Regions from separate parts of the Homo sapiens genome. Here region 1 is linked to region 2. The links are chromatin loops, found by intact Hi-C in ENCODE. Cell type or tissue: natural killer cell. All regions are shown on one strand. Each heading gives the region's core, and the rest is flanking DNA. Links, peaks and the distances in the headings are about the cores only. Region 1 overlaps LINC00938 (long intergenic non-protein coding RNA 938). Region 2 has its middle 73 kb from the start of LINC00938.

Evidence for each region. A loop is a pair of places that touch in the nucleus more often than their neighbours do. Peaks named below come from ENCODE experiments on the same cell type or tissue, not always from the same donor. Only the 100,000 strongest peaks of a DNase experiment are listed, where the experiment ranks them.
Region 1: a loop joins it to region 2, with 13 times the contacts of the local background. A loop is called at or near these places in 13 of 110 quality-filtered maps.

The regions. Positions count from the first base shown.
Region 1 is chr12:45,724,248-45,727,172 of GRCh38, forward strand. LINC00938 (long intergenic non-protein coding RNA 938) reads right to left here. Exons shown (of 1, transcript NR_028408.1): 1 at 1,473-2,925. Among named protein-coding and RNA genes, the nearest start is that of LINC00938, 2.2 kb to the right of the region's middle. RefSeq lists an enhancer at 2,302-2,925. In natural killer cell, for the core only: CTCF peaks have their summits at 1,655 and 1,859; a DNase peak (open chromatin) is centred at 1,644; H3K4me3 peaks cover 1,863 bases; H3K27ac peaks cover 913 bases.
Region 2 is chr12:45,653,909-45,656,833 of GRCh38, forward strand. No RefSeq gene overlaps it. Among named protein-coding and RNA genes, the nearest start is that of LINC00938, 73 kb to the right of the region's middle. RefSeq lists a silencer at 1,473-1,562. In natural killer cell, for the core only: a CTCF peak has its summit at 1,488 (motif pointing right); a DNase peak (open chromatin) is centred at 1,513.

The DNA.
Region 1 (2,925 bases), core at 154-2,653, 70 kb after region 2:
TGGGACTACAGGTGTGTACCACTGTGCCCAGCTTCATTATAACCTTTTAAAGGTAGCAGTTAAGTTTCTTGAGGGTCAAGTCATTCTCCCTCCCCCCATCTCTTGTCCAAATATTCAAGAAATATTTACTCAGTGATTTAGTAATCTACATTTAGTAAACTTACATTTAGTAAGTTACAAATATATTTATTACTAAATATAGATTACCATTAATAAATAGTTCCTTGGTTTAGTATGTTCTCTTAAAGTTTTCAGAAGCTATTAAATACTATAAACAAAGTATTAAAATACTATAAACTGTGTATAATGAGCACAGTTTTTAGACAACTTTTCAGTGATCAAAACAGATGAAATGAATAAGAATGGACAAATGTAGCAAATTAAACCCATAACAGTTTTAAAAATTCTGGATTAAACAACCCAAACAACTAATGAAATCAACTCCCCGTCAAAAGCACATCTGGGAATGCTTCTCCAAAAAATATTATTGTAATTGACTAAAATTTAATTTTTTAGTTGTCTTATTAAAAAGTCTTTAATTGAAAATTATCACTTAAAAATCAAACTGGATTTAATGTACAAAGCATAATCTCCAATATCTACTGAAAATAAATTTTTAAAAAAATCCCACATTTCTGATTTCTCTTTAAGAGAAAAAAAAATTAAAAAATTCCCCAAAGCTTATCAGATTTTTTGGGCCAAATCATCCAGAAATCTATCTATAAAAGATTCAGAGTATATTCAGGGCATTAAAATTACCCTACTCTGAAGTAGAATAAACTATTTCCTTATCTTTTAAAAGCTTAGTTATCAACACTGCTTAGAATTACCATCAGAGTGTCTGTATTAAGATTACCCTAATCTGCAGTAGAATAAACTATTTCCTCGCCTTTTAAGAGCTTAGTTATCAGTACTCCTTAGAATCACCCTAAGAATGGAAGGGCTTCATCTAGGATTTGATATTGTAATCAAATTTTCAAATAAGACAAATTAGTCCACATAAAAAAGTATAGCAGTAGGTACAGGCAACAGAAGCCATGAACGCATTCTCGAAGCTCGCCAAGGAATTTTTCTCTAAAATCATCTTTAAGGAAATATCAATTTAACTTCAATAGCCTTGTTTAACGAATCAAACTATTTTTTTAAATCTTAGAGTGACCTAAAATCCCAAAATTTCTCCACTGAGTTGGCATACCAATTCCTCAATTTATTTCAGCTGTTGTAATCATACACCTGATAATGCTTGATTTGAAACTGGGTACAGTTTTTTAAGGTTTAGTTGAATGAGGGAATTTTTAATTTATCACAATTTCCTGACTAATATGAAAACTGATGGTAAGAATGAAAAATTCAAATAAAATAACATAAACCTCTAATTACGGCGTGCAGCGTTTGCAGTTACAAAAGCAACACTACATTTTTCCCATCATAAGCGCTTTGTCATCAAAACAGTAAACTATACAAATTGGATTGCAACAATTTCCACTGTTATTGGTAATTTTTTAATAGGAACACTTTCCATTAATGCTTGAAAACTACGAACTACATTTTATTTTATATCTTGTCAAATTAGTTGGAGAATATCTATTGTAAAGCTGTCAGCACATCTCTAACATTACTTTGTCAGGATCCACCTGCTCTATGCTGCCCACTATAGGAAATGCAATATGGTAATAAGAAATGTAATAGAAGGTTACTTTAGTACAATCTCATAAAAAACATACTCTGACTCTACTTGGATGCTAAATGTGGTGTTTTTGCAAGAGATACAGACTGATTAGTGGCAATCAAATTTATTAACTGTAAAGGACATCAATAAGAACAGACAGGACCAGAAATTGTATCTTGGTGATCCACATGCCAGGAGTAGCGCGGCAGAGGATGGAGAGTGGAACTTAGCGATTGAGGCGCAGCCTGCAGAAAGCTGCACTTCTGCACTAGAGATTAAATAAGAGGGTCAAAATCAACATAAACTAAACCCTTTTTCAAAGTCATGTAAACACAAATGATTGCTGCAACTGGAAAACAACATTGAAAATAAATGATTCGTGTGATGCATATCGATTTCAACAAACCTTTCCTTAAACCTTTAACGTTACTCTTACAAGCAAATACCGTTAATAGCTTACTTCTGTCTTAATTTTTCTAACCACAGGAAAATTGAAACATAAGTAATCTGATAAACATCAAGTTTTACGTTGATGCTTTTGACCACAGGGTATATACAGTGTTAAGAATTTAAATTCTATCCATCAGATATACTTTAGGACTCCATTTTGAAGATAGCCTCTTCTACAGAAAAGAAATTTTTAAAAGTCAATTCTCCAGTTTCTCATCACATCTTAATTTTTTTAAAAAGGCTTTTAAACACTAGTATCACTCCAAGTCTTTAGCCTTTGATACTTGCTCTGAAAACACACTATCGTATGTTTGTGTATGTACACACACACACACAACAGTGACTTAAAAGTGGCAACCGCCTCTTGAAAAGTAAAAATATGTCATCCCTCCATTCTGCCCTTAAATGAGAAATAAAGACAATAGATTTGCCCACTGCAGACTGGGATACCAGAAAAGACGTTCTAAGTCTCGCCTGAGACAATATTAACCTGCTATCTTAAGTCCCAACTTGGATGACTTAAATTTCAGTGTACGTGCCTCCGTTCCCACTCTTGCCCCATCAGCTCCATCAGCATCGTCATCCCCGGCTCGGATCCCGGCCGCGACCCGCCAGGGCCGCCGGAGTCCGCGAATACCGCCCGCTCCCAGCAACGAAGCTCCCCGGCTCCCGGCCGACCGCGAGTTCCTGGAGCAGCAGCCTCCAAGGTTCCCAAAGCCCACGATTCAGGCGAGCGGTGCCGACCGGGCCGTGGACTGTGGCATTTTAAAACTACAGAAGTCTCACTGCACGACTGGCGCGGCCGA
Region 2 (2,925 bases), core at 230-2,729:
AATTCCTGACGGAGAATTCCCTGTATGGGAGGCTTGTTCGTGCTCTCCTGAGGTTGACAAGAAAAAGACTTCTAATCTACTCTTACCTTTGACCAAAGGGTTTTCTATGATAGACAAAGATAACTGTTGCAAATGCACAGGGAAAATGGAAAAATGAATATCATGGCATCTAGGTCTCTATTAGGCCTATGCTATTAAAAACCAACAGAAAATCCAATGCATAAGAGATCTCCTCTTCAGGACAGCAGCAGGCCATGTCCCAGGAGAACCTACTGTAAAGGAGCTCACTCCAGTGTGACGTCATGTGAAGGAGCCCACTGGGTCCAAGAGGATTCATCAGTTGTGCCAGTGGCTTCCAGTGCTGGCATTTGCTGGCTTAGAATCTCACGGCTGTCTTCCTCTGCTGGCCTTGCTTCTGACTTCAAAGTCATTCTACTTGAAAGAGATTCTGCCATTTTGCTCAGGCTCATATTTGGAATGTTAAAAGGTTGACCATTGTTGGGGAAAATGGTCCAGATGCCAAAATCAAAACTGAGTGCATAAATTATTGGGACAGATGGGTGGCCATCTGGAAAAAATACAGTTGGATTAAAACCTCACACATTTAACACGAAGCCAAACCCAATATGGTAAAACTTCTAATGTAGAAGAGTAGAACTGTAAAAGGAATAGAAAAACACAGGATAATTTTCTGTAATTCCAGGGTAGGGATGGTCTTTATGAAATAAAATCTGGATTATTTTAAAAAAGGTAAATTTAAGCATAAAGAAAAACAGCTGCATGAGAAAACATACAAAATGCAGATTAAAAAAGTAAAACAGGCCGGGTGCGGTGGCTCACGCCTGTAATCCCAGCACTTTGGGAGGCCAAGGCAGGCGGATCATGAGATCGGGAGATTGAGACCATCCTGGCCAACATGGTGAAATCCCATCTCTACTAAAAATACAAAAATTAGCCCTGCGTGGTGGCACGCGCCTGTAATCCCAGCTACTCAGGAGGCTGAGGCAGGAGAATCGCTTGAACCCGGGAGGCAGAGGTTGCAGTGAGCCAAGATCATGCCACTGCACTCCAGCCTAGTGACAGAGCACGACTCCATCTCAAAAAAAAAAAAAAAAGTAAAACCAAAAAAAATTTGTAGTCCATGTCAGAATAATTGTCTATATGTTATGATATATAATATATAGTGTCATATTTATATAAAAGTACATAATTTAGAGCTATGCATTTATAACACTATATATACATTTATCTTTATACACACACACACACACACACACACACCTCAAACTTGCAAACCAACTAGTCTGTATAAGTTACTTACAGTTAGTGAATTAATCAGCCAGATAAGTTTTTCTTGCGTATAGTCAGAGAAATGGTCTATATTCTCCAATGCATGTATATTGTATTAATTAACGTGGTTCATGCTGTTGTGAAGCTGCAGCTGTTGAGACTGTGTAGAGCTGAGCGCTGTCCAGAAGGAGGAGCACAGGTTGCCCTGAAGCTGATGCTCTTGTCTGCACTGTTGCCATGGAGCCCGTGCATATACGCTTACTACCAGTGTGGAGCAATCATTTCCTATTCCATTCAGTACCTTTTTATATCTTGTGATTTTGATTGATGTGAATGTATTATGTATTATCTATTCAAAAGATTAAATAGATTTTAAAGATTAATTTTTTAAAATTAGTGTGAAAGTTCTGGCTCAAGATGAGTGAATGAGCATACATTTTCCAACTCTCTCATGACCTGATTCAATTTCAGGAATAATGTGAAATGGAATAAATCCATGGAATAAAGCGTGCCTTCAGCAGGTAAGAAATTATGTTTTTCTAGAAGTTGGAATGCAAATGGGCTCAAATGGTCAGAGAAAACAAAGAGAAGAAATCATGATTCCAAATGCTCATAGAATAAAACTACAGAGGAGGTAGGAGACATTCTTCCAGAGTAGGCTTCTAGAGAATCCAAGTTCACAGTCAGCAGGTACAAAGATCAAGATGTTTGGGCTGAACGGCAAAAATTTTGAGGAACCACTAAGCTCCTCAACTTCCTCTCATATGAGCAGAGAGCAGCCAGTTGAGCATTTTCATTTCTACTGGGTATGGCTGTTGGGACTGGAGAAAAAGTAGAAAAGAGCCTAAAGTGGACCGCCAAAACAAAAATCAAGAGAACATAGCATGTGTGCTGAATCTAGAGGCTCTAGAACACTGATTGACTGAGCTAGAATCAGCTCATCCCCAAGAGTCAAGCCCTCCTTGCTGATTGGCAATTGCCTCCCTGTCTATGAACTATAAGAGATGCCTGCATCCACTGGAACTACCCTCTTGCCCAAAGAACTCTGCTTGTCAGGGAAGAAGGTTGTTGGGTAATCAGATCTATACAACTGTAAAGCAAGCTCAGCTGCCCACCTATACTAATTAACATGGTCCTTTTGAGGAAAACTAATAACAAAAAGAAAAAGATCAATATCAATATCAATAAGCAACAAACAATTAATTCAGAAGAAAGAGATGATGCAAGGAATAGAAAAAAAACCTTTGTAAATTAAAGATAGTATTCTCAAGGAGATTTAGGAAGATATTGCAAGATTAGAACAAAAATAGGCTGCTATTAAAAGATCAATAAGAAAATAAGTGGCACAGTCAGTCACATCTGTAATCTCAGCACTTTGGAAGGCCAAGGCAAGAGGATTGCTTGAGTCCAGGAGCTTGAGACCAGTCTGGGCAACATAGCAAGAACCCCATCTCTACAAAAAATTTGAAAATTAGCCAGGTGTGGTAAAACTTACCTGTCGTCCCAGCTACTCAGGAGGTTAAGGTGGAAGGATCGCTTGAGCCCAGAGGTTTAGGTTGCAGTAGCCGTGATTGTGCCACTGCACTCCAACCTGGGTGATGCAGTGAGACCCTGTCTTAAAAAAAAAAAAAGAAA